Regions from separate parts of the Mus musculus genome. Here region 1 is linked to region 2. A link is a contact called in ENCODE Hi-C or POLR2A ChIA-PET data. All regions are on one chromosome and are shown on one strand. The core of a region is the stretch at or near the end of the contact, and the rest is flanking DNA. Distances in the headings are between cores, read along the strand shown. Region 1 holds the start of 2310015A10Rik (RIKEN cDNA 2310015A10 gene). Region 2 overlaps Gm51985 (a long non-coding RNA gene).

What was found. A loop is a pair of places that touch in the nucleus more often than their neighbours do. ChIA-PET counts read pairs that join two places held with the same protein, here RNA polymerase II (POLR2A).
Region 1: a map of heart shows a loop between it and region 2 (2.4-fold over the local background). The contact joins the promoter of 2310015A10Rik here to the enhancer-like site in region 2. A Hi-C loop is called at or near these places in 1 of 37 maps with a recorded cell type or tissue (heart). POLR2A ChIA-PET finds 5 or more read pairs at or near these places in 2 of 5 experiments (both embryonic stem cell).

The regions. Positions count from the first base shown.
Region 1 is chr12:80,129,840-80,134,601 of GRCm38, forward strand. 2310015A10Rik (RIKEN cDNA 2310015A10 gene) reads right to left here and starts at 3,005. Exons shown (of 3, transcript NR_033514.1): 1 at 2,888-3,005; 2 at 1,975-2,120.
Region 2 is chr12:79,925,566-79,930,620 of GRCm38, forward strand. All of the region lies in intron 1 of Gm51985 (a long non-coding RNA gene), which reads left to right. All of the region lies in intron 2 of 9430078K24Rik (RIKEN cDNA 9430078K24 gene), which reads right to left. Among named protein-coding and RNA genes, the nearest start is that of 9430078K24Rik, 8.2 kb to the right of the region's middle. RefSeq lists an enhancer at 1-1,287. Within about 2 kb of position 2,911, at least 1 of the 3 ENCODE cell types and tissues checked has a DNase peak (open chromatin) inside an H3K27ac peak, as active enhancers do; it is heart, where a contact is called at or near this core.

The sequences.
Region 1 (4,762 bases), core at 1,755-4,254, 200 kb after region 2:
AATCCAATGCAGGGATGAAGAACTCAAAGTCTGCTTTCTATCCCCTCCTTTCCTTGGAACCACTGTCCGAAGAGCCAAGGGAAGGCAGGATGGAGGAGCCACAACAGTTCCTCCTGCTCTGTCTCCTTCCCTAGGTGGGCTCCCGGGAAGTGGGGAGAGCTCACAACAAGGCTAGAATGAGCTCAGAAAGCCCATGGGTGTTGAGACCCATACAATGAGTTAGTAAACTTTCAAAACTTATGACTCCAAGGAAGACAGCAATCTCTGAGAGACTTTGGGAGCAAGGGCTGAGGCACCAGGTTTGGAAGCCAAAAAGCTTGGCTTCAAATCCCATCTGTTAGCTTTGAAACACTGGACAAGCCACAAAATGAGCCTAACCTTTGCTCTATAGACAAAGCTGTTGCTTGGAATGGTAGAAAGTCCATAGGCTTAGCAAGAGTCCCCGACCCAATGGGAACAGACTACCACTGACAGCATGGAGGGGGCTCTGGAATAAACATACAGAAGACCTTGGAAGTAGAAAGACATGTGCAGACTAGTGCTTCCAACTCAGGCCCAGAACCCCAAAGACTTGGGCCTATATCCCTCAGATTGCAGCTCTCCCAGAAGCCACCAGGCCACAAAGGCTGCATGAATCTGCAGTGGCAGTGGACATATCTGCTTTTTCCATGGAGACATCAAAAGGAAAGGGGACACTGAGGGTTTTCTGCAGGGCAACCTAAGCTTGGCTATCTAAGCACATGGCCAGGAGCTGAACTGGAGGACGGTCCCACAGGGACAGACATGGGGACAGTCATCCCCTTACTGAAGCCATGTCTACTCTGAAGGTTGTGAGGCTGGCCTCTTCAGTCAGAGCAGACTGAGGCTTCCCCTAGGCAGGGAGGAAAGAGTTAAGCCTGCTCAAGGCTGGGAAGGCGGGTTCAGCAGCTATAAACAGAGAGCCCTGGGAGGGAGGGAGGGAGGGAGGGAGGGAGGGAGGGAGGGAGCTGACACAGGATGTGGCCAGGGCTTGAGCTTGTCTGATTATTAACTTCACTTTTATTTGGAGGGGGATTCATTCTCTGTTTCACTTCCCATCAAGGAAGTGAAAGCCCAGGTCTCAGAGGGCCTGGTTTCAAATTGTTTTGTCACAGCTCATTTATTTTTTCCCCTTAAATAAATAAACAAAACCACCTCTTTGTTTCCCCCTTAATGAGCATTCCGCAGATCATCTGTGGCCGAGGCTTGAAAGGGGTTTTCAGGAGTCCTTCATGGGACAACTTTGGGTTTCATCTTTTAAAAGGAACAAGAAAGGATCTCTCCGTAGGCATAAACCTTCTCCAAGCTGTCCCAAGCTCTTCTTTCCTGCCTCTTCCTGGGACCCTCAGCCTACACCCCAAGTCTTGCCAAGCACTTAGCCCAGCGGTTCTCAGCCTTTCTAATGCTGAAACTCTCTAACACAGTTCCTCATGCTGTGGTGACCCACCCCCACACACCCCCAACCCATAAAATCACCTTCATTGCTACTTCATAACTGTAATTTTGCAACTGTTGTGAATCATAATGTAAATATCTGTGTCTTCCGAGGGTCCTTTGACAAACCCCCCGGGGGCGCGACCCACATGTTGAGAACCACCGGCTTAGGCCGGTCTTCAGTTGGTCCTGAGCCTGCCAGCCTGATTGTCTTCCCTTTGCCCATAGCCCAAGCCATACAGAATTGCACAGAGGGGGCTCTGAGGGCCCATCTTCTCAGTCTGGTTCACACCTATGGTTTTGGTTCCTACCGCACACACCCTGACAGTTCTACTCAGAATAACTTTCAGTAAACACACAAAAGGATTCCATTACAGGGCTTAAGGAAACACCATTATACATACTCCTGTGCTGAAGGTTCAAAACACCTGTGAATAACTCCTAGGCCCCAATCCAGATTAAAACCTATTCAGTCGCTTGGTAGTCCTCTTGCAAGGACCCGTTCCTGCATGACCTACGTACCCAGTAAGACGACCAATTTCATGATGGGCCTGACACTCATGGGTCCTCAGGATTCAGAAGGGAAGGGTGCAGCCACAAAGACTGAGAGTTGCAGAAGCCCAGTGATGACAGCATGTAGGTGGGCTAGCCAGGAAGAGGCACCTTCACTGGAAACAAAGGGGGAAATCAAGAAAGCTTCTTAGTGGGGGCTGACAGAGGAAAAGAATATTCTAGAACCTGAAAACTACAAATGCTAGAACAACCCCGATGTGTAAACTAGGCAAAGAGGAGGAGCCGTGGGGTCTTCTGTCCCTCGGATGACATCAGAATGATTGAGAAACTGGAAATGAGCTGATCACATATAGCACTGGAGCAGCTAGTCCTTGACCCTGGGTTGGTACGGCCCGAGGGCATCTACTGGAATACCACCTTGTCTCGGACCCTGCCACTGGGCTGCCAGGCAACAACAGCCTGGTGATCACTCTGACCTACTTCAACCACCCATGACTTTTAAGCTCTTTGAATATAGGGCAAAAAGAACTAGGAGGCGACTGGGACAAATCCAATCACTGACCGAAGCGCTGGCCCTGCCTACTAATGGCTAACTGATGGCATTTCCAAACACCCCAGGGAACGTGCCAGGGCCTCGAGTTTTCTTCCCGTTCTTAGAAATTCCTCCCCACGCCCATGGCATTACGGTTTCCAAATCCCAGGCCCGCCGCGGGGCTCGGTGGCCGGACCCCTGGCCGCGCCCGGAGCGGCCAGGAGCTGGTTAAGGGCGCCAAGATGGCCGGCTTGTTTTGCTCGCCGAGGCATCACGCGGAGGCTGCCCTTTGCCTCCGGGGCCGCGGTCAAGGTTCCGCCGCCCTCTCTGGCAGGCTGCCCCGGCCGGCCCGAGCGAGCCTCCTCCCCTGCGCCCTGGAGCCTCGCGAACCTTCGAGACCGGGGCGCGGCAGAGCGACAGCGCGGCCAGCCCGGAGCTTCGGGGCCGCTGCTGGCCCTTCGGCATCTCGGAGCGTCTGTCGCCCGGGCGAGCAGACTGCGGCCGCCCCGCCGGTCTTCCCCAGCCGGCCTTTCACGCCGCTCAAGCAGCCGAGGTCGTTCGATGGGCGTGGCAACACTGCCCTCCACTGGCCAGTGTGCCGAATGGCACACGCGGGGCCATCCTAACTGCCCTGGACCACCGGGCACTGAGACCCTTTCTACAGGGTTCTCAAAAGCGTACACCACACTTCCCTAGGCGTCTTCCCATCTGTTGGTCGGACTCCAACTCAGAGTTTGTATTTTATGGCATTCCAGGGTGAATGTTGCTGCTGTTGGCCGCTGGTCCTGAATCTACCAGCTCAGCCCACTTACTTAGGCCAGGGTTCTATCATCCACTCCAGTATACAGTATGCAGACAGAGCACAGAGGACCCTGATGGAGCTCTCAACCATATGGCACTTAGCGGGATAATTTCACAAATCTAAGATGACACTTGAGAAAGTTTTAAATCTTAAGTGTACGGCTGTTTGCCTATATGTATTTCTATGTACCGTGTGCCTGCAGTGCACTTTGAGGCCAGAAGAGGACTTTTTAAATCCCCTGAACTGGAATTACAGATGGCTGTAAGCTTGTAAGGTTGTAAGCACGTGAGTGCTGGGAATTGAACCTGGGTTTTCTGGAAGAGTAGCCAATGACCTTTACTGCTTATCCGTCTCTCCAGCCCCTTGAAAAAGTTTTAATTCACTTATAAAATATATATGCATATATGTATATGTGTGTATATATTTTATATAGTTATTTAAATCAGGGCAGTTTTCAAGACTGGATTCCCTCCTTCTAACATGTGGATTCTGTAGATTCTAACCAAACTCAGATCATCAGGCCTGTGAATCACCTTCACCAAACTGAACCATCTCACCAGGCCCAGTTTGGAAAAGTTTCCATGTTCTTATAGAGGAAAATATTAAGGCACTGAAAGAAGACATAAATAGGGAACTACAAACAGTCCCCAGTTTATCATAATTTCACCTGTAAGGTGAAACATAAATAATATACATTCAGTAGAAACCACAGTTGAATTTTTAATTCTGGGTTTTCCCCCGGACTAGCAATAAACACAGTATTCTTCTGCGGGAAGTTCCTACAGTCGTGAGTGGGAAGCAGACAGTGGTCTATAGTGTACTGCATGGCACAGTGGTGACGTCTGGTACGTTACGGAAGCAGGTGTACTCTCCACGCTACCTGGCCTTTTCAGTTCATTGAAGGGATTGTTGGGACAGGGCTTCACTGCGAATCAAGGAGCATGTGTGATTTATACTGGGCTGTGTGGAAGCTGTCACAAAAGGCCTTTCTGTGGAAATTCTAAAGAGGGGTCTAGAAGAAGGGAGCAGGAAGGTCCTGGAGAGAACCCAAGAAAGCGCTGGGTGTGGTGAGCAGAGGGGACCAGAGCATTGCCACCCATCCAAAGGCTGAAGGACAAAGCTATGGGAACAGAAGAGAGACCAATGGGCAAGGTCCAGACATCTGGTACCCAGGACCTCCCTCTTAAGAAGAGACCCTGGGACCCAAGATCTTAGCCACACCCAGAATGCTACCTCACCTTTAGGAACCCTAGCCAGGTACTCCTGGGCTTCTCACTGACTGAGTCCGATTTGTTTCAGCCCTTCCTTGAAGCCTGAGGGAGAATCATATTTGATATAACCAGATGCGTTGGGCAGTTGTAAGAAGACAGCGTGCCATCTTCCCACCCATGCAGTTCATGTTTTGTCTGGGGCCAATTTCTTCTGTGAACATTGTTAAGGGCCTGTTGTATGCTTGGGGCTGA
Region 2 (5,055 bases), core at 1,661-4,160:
TTGGTGGGGAGGCGAGAAGAGCTGCCTGCGGGAGGGGGAGATAACTCAGTCCCTGGGGGTTCTTGGCCCTCTCTGAGGCCTGCTTTTCATTAGTGTTACCAAGACAACCGCTCATCTGCTGCAGAGCTCATCACAGCCTGCAAAGCACCCTCAGCATGGTCTGCTTCCTGCTTTGCTAGTGAAGCTCCATAGCAAATCCACCTTCTTCCAGGACACTGCCCTTCACCCCATGGTCCTCCAGCCTGGGAAAGAAAAGATCACTAAAAAGGGACAGGAAAGTGCTATGGTGACTTTCTAAGGCTCGAATGGACAGGCAGAGCTGTGATGGTCCTGTTACCAGGACGGTAATTTGCTGAGCATTGTTCTAAACTAGAGTCAGGATCCTTGAGTAGGTAACAAAACTCTAGGGCAAGATCCTGGGTCCAGTGTCTTTTTCTGTGCATCTCAATCTTTGTGCCCCTCCCCCCCATACAGCCACCTTTCCCCTCCATACACACTTTGATTTGATTTTCTTGCTAAGCAAACACATACAATGTTCCCAAGCCTTCCTGGTCATTGTATGGGTAAGTCCCAGACGCTCATGCAAGTGTGAATACACATGGATTGAACCTAGATGTCCAGTGGGTTGCAGAAGGACTGTCAGAGGAAAGGGAGGAAGGACACTGGGTGGGAAGGGACTCGTGTGGGCAAAGCAGTATTTTAATAAGCAAGCCAACTCCAAGAGACCCGAGGTCAGGCAGGGAATGGATACCCATCACTACAATCCCTGCAGACTGCTAGTTACTGGATAAAAAGTCAGCTCCCTCTAGCTGTGAGCTCCACAGAGCCAGCAGCCAGGGAGTCCCACTCTTGGGCTGCATGCCAGTATCCAGCAGGATGCCTATACCCGGATGGCCTCTTAACATGGGTTGTCAGAGAAACCCTTCTGTAGAAGCAAAAGAGGACAAGAGAGCCATAAAGATCCTTCTGGGACTGGGGCATTTGGAGGAGGGGGGTCATCTTCCTAGCCTAGTTTTATGCTTTGAAGAAAATCCGGACCCCAGGCCTCTCCTAGACCCTCCTTATTGTGGAATGCAGCTCACTCCAGCCCTCTTGAAAGAATTGGACTCTGAAATCCAGAGCTAGCCCTGATGAAATGAAGACTCTGGACTAGAACTAAAAGGCCAGAAGATTCATATTCTCTCTCTCTCTCTCTCTCTCTCTCTCTCTCTCTCTCTCTCCAGTTCTCTTAAATGGAGTAGAACCAGGAACTCTAGCCACTCTAGTTATCAGGGCTCACACAAAGCATCTCCTTGCCTTAAAATAAATAAATAAATATTTCATATATTTTAATATATAATTGATTTTAAACACACACATATATGATTCTGAGCGCGCACGCGTGTGTGTGTGTGTGTGTGTGTGTGTGTGTGTGTGTGTGTGTGTGTGCTCGAGCACATAGACAGACACAGACAGACAGACAGACAGACAGACACACACACACACACACACACACACACGTATATAAAACAGGATCTTATAGTCCAGGGCACCTCAAACTCTCAGAAAGGCTCCTGCTTTAGCTTTCCAAATGCTGAGCTCATAGGTTTGAGCACTCATACCTATGCAGACAGGCCTCACACTGCCTTGTTTCTTGCTTCCACTGAGATTGAAGCAGCAGACTCTTAATTTGTTTGCTGGTCAGGGGTGGGGCGATTCTCTCCATCTTGTGAGAGAGACCATCTGAAAGAGATTTCATCACATCCATCTCCTGAGATAACAAAATCATATCAAAGTCTTATCCGAGCCCCCAGGGTGCAGCTGTCTCCTGTCATGGCCTTCTGATCCTCACTGAAGAGGTCCCTGCTGGCATCTGTGACTCAGTCCCAGTGTTGGGGTTTAACAGGCAGCCAAGTGAGACCATGTGGGACCAACTGCATGCTGTGGGCTCCTTGGTCCATCCTAGATCCTGGTGGGAAAGCTTTACTCCAGAGAAAGAGTGACACCAACCCAAATGGCTGTCAGAGTGGAGTGTTAAAGAAGATGGTAGGGTCCTGGAGTCTGCCTCCTGCTTGTTCCATGAAGAACCACAGACCCCACTGGATCAGGGAGTGAGCTTGCAGGGGCCCACTAGGTACCATAACACACATCACAGTCTGTGATACAGTGGTACTCAGAAAAGAGCCTTACAGATTTTGGTTCCAGTTTTGCACTTGGCAATATGTGGCAGAAGGAGAAGTGAGCCCTCTGCCTGCAGCTCCCTCTCTTTAGGGTAGGTGTGATACTACCTACCCCGTGGGGTTGATGGAGGCAGGGGACCCACACCGGCAGGCCCCAACCTCATGAATGATAGCATCCCAGAATTGTTCAAGGACCATTAATAGTAGTAGCCTTTCCTACCCTGATGTTGGGGTTTCAGCTTTTCCTCTAGCTGTCACATTTGTGTGCTGTCTGTGAGTATTATTAGCCCCCTAGTCATGAACCCTGTTTCCAACTGTACCCATGTATACTTTCATCTCAATGTGAAATATGGGTCCCAGGGAGCTGTCTAATGTAGACAACATAGCTATGTCGATGAAAGTTCCAGGCCTGGCCAGCCTGAAGGGGAAGCTCCTAGAAGAGAAATCAAATCTAGCCTTCCCAATGGAGTCTTCCAGAACCTTCCCCACTTCCCACAAGCAAGTAAAGTGGGGTCTGGTTTTCATCTCGTTCACTACCTGTGTTTCCTTGAGAGACAGCAGGATGTTGTTGCCATGACAGTGGTGTGTATGTGGAGCTGGGGGGAGGGTGGGGGGGCTTGGTAGTTTCCCTGAGGAGGTGGCATGCTCTGTGGCTGTGGTTCCATCTGTACACCTAGGCAGATGATATGGAGCATAGAGATAGATGAATGAGCCACAGGGGATGGGAGGTGGGGGGGACGGACTCTCGAGGTTTGCATGAATGCTGGGCTGATTGAGCACAGCTGTTCCCTCGGCAGTGCTTGGCTGCTGCTGCTTTTCACATTCATTTCATGGGAGGACAGAGAGGCAGCTCCTTGGATGGTTCTTGGAGTGTATGACTGGGAGACCTGGGAGTCCCTTAACAGTGTCTGGCCTCAGTTTTCTTCTGGAATGTAGTATTCATACAAGAACCTTCCTGAAGACCGATACATATATATATATATAATTTCCCCCCAACAGCAATGGCACATTTGCCAGAGGGTTAAATGAGGTGCTACTTAGCAGGAATGTGGCACAGAGAGTATTATCTGGTTGAGAGATGGGACCTGCCATTTTGGTAACTGTCAAAATGGGCAAGCCTGAGATAGTTGGCTCAAGCTGAAGGCACAAATAAGAGAAGGTGCTACAATTTGCAAAAATTAAACAGAGCCCCCAGCTCCTGAGATCAGCAGCTCCTCCCTTCCCCCTCCTTCAGCTGCAGAAGTTTAGACATGTGGTTCCCCAGGCTGCCCCAGTAAGCTAAAGCTTTAAATAAATACACACTCCAAACTGCCGTGCCATCTCTGCCCCCTGGCTGCCCCAGGCTCCTCCCTCTTCTTTCCTCTCTTGCCAGGAGCCAGGCCAGGTGGAGCTCTGGAGAAGGTATCCCTTCTGCTTGCACGTATGCTGTCCCAGGGGCCTGCGCAGGACACAAGGGGCATCCTGATCCAGTGCAGACTCTCCTCTTCCTGGGTTTGTTAGGAGCCTGACCGGCCCTGAGTCTTATGACTTCAACAGATGTTTCTGCTTAAGGAGTCCTGGCATCTTTACGGCCTGTTTTTTCCATTCTTGCCTCTCTTCCTCTGTCCCAGCGGCTCTGAACACAATTTAGACTTCATTTTCTTTCTAATGGTTACAGGGATAGAAAAGGCTAGGTTTGGGTTTAGGTTTTTTGCTGCTGTTGTTGTTGTTTCTTCTTCTTTTTCTTAACTTTTTTTTCTTAGCTCTTCTACACACACACACACACACACACACACACAGACAGACACACACACAGAGAGAGAGAGACTTCCATAGGTCTATGTTCCCAGTGTATGTTACTATCGAAGCAACATTGTTACATTGTGTTTCAAAGTCTCCTTTCCCATCTACCCATGCCTCGTATTCTTTGCTGTCCATCCCACCTAGATTACCGCAGGACTGATTGGAGTGTCCACTCTGATGTTGGTTCTGAAGGTTTGTAACCATCCCGGCCTAATGCCTGTCTTCCAATAAAGCATAAGGAGCCTCGCTACTGTCTATCAGAGTCTGGGGAGGCTTCTGCAGGTCAACAAGACTGACAGTTCCCCCCAAACTCTGTCTAGCTAGCCTACCTCTCTGGGCTCAAGGGGGGTGGGGGTGGGGGGCGGAGTTGACAGTTGTTACAAATGGAACCAGTTTTCCATGGGCAGGTTGCAGGCTTGCAACCAGCCCAACCACTCTTCAGATCACACCTGTAATTCCCTCTCACCTGCTGGCATGACTGGATGTTCCCAGTCACTTCCCCTGCAGGGCTTAGAGTGACCTATCCCAGGACCTCGGCTCATGATTTGTGTACGCCCCGGGCTGAGAGCTGTTCATTACCTGCCGAGACTGACAAGCAGACCAGAATTTCTCGTCTGGGCTCCCACAAGAGTCTAAGCAGTTCTTCCTGGAGTCCTAAATGTTGACTCACCTGGGTACTTAGCTGGGGTTAGACCTGTGTTTTACTGTATCCTTTGTTTAAGACTCACATTCTAGAATACTATAGTGTGGAGCTAGCTGCCCCAGGCTGTCCACTCCACCTTGAAGCTGACTATGAGGGCAGAAGTGGGACAAAAATCTTTTGGATATCCATCTTCAATGCCTTTTCCACAGAGAGCCTTCCCTGATGGCTAGGCCAAGCCCTGTGAAGTGTTCATTAGGTGACAACCCCCACCCGAAGAGGCTACCCTCCTGTCTCGCTCTTTCCCATGATACCACCACACTCATTTTTCTCGTGGCCTTCTCCCCCCTCCCCTTCCTATTTAAACACAGCACAACTCTGATTCTCGCTTGCCCAGGCTTTGGAGACAGAACTGTATCATCTTCTCCTTTTGAGTCTGTTTGGTGAAGGCAGACACTGCAAAATGGGTCAGAT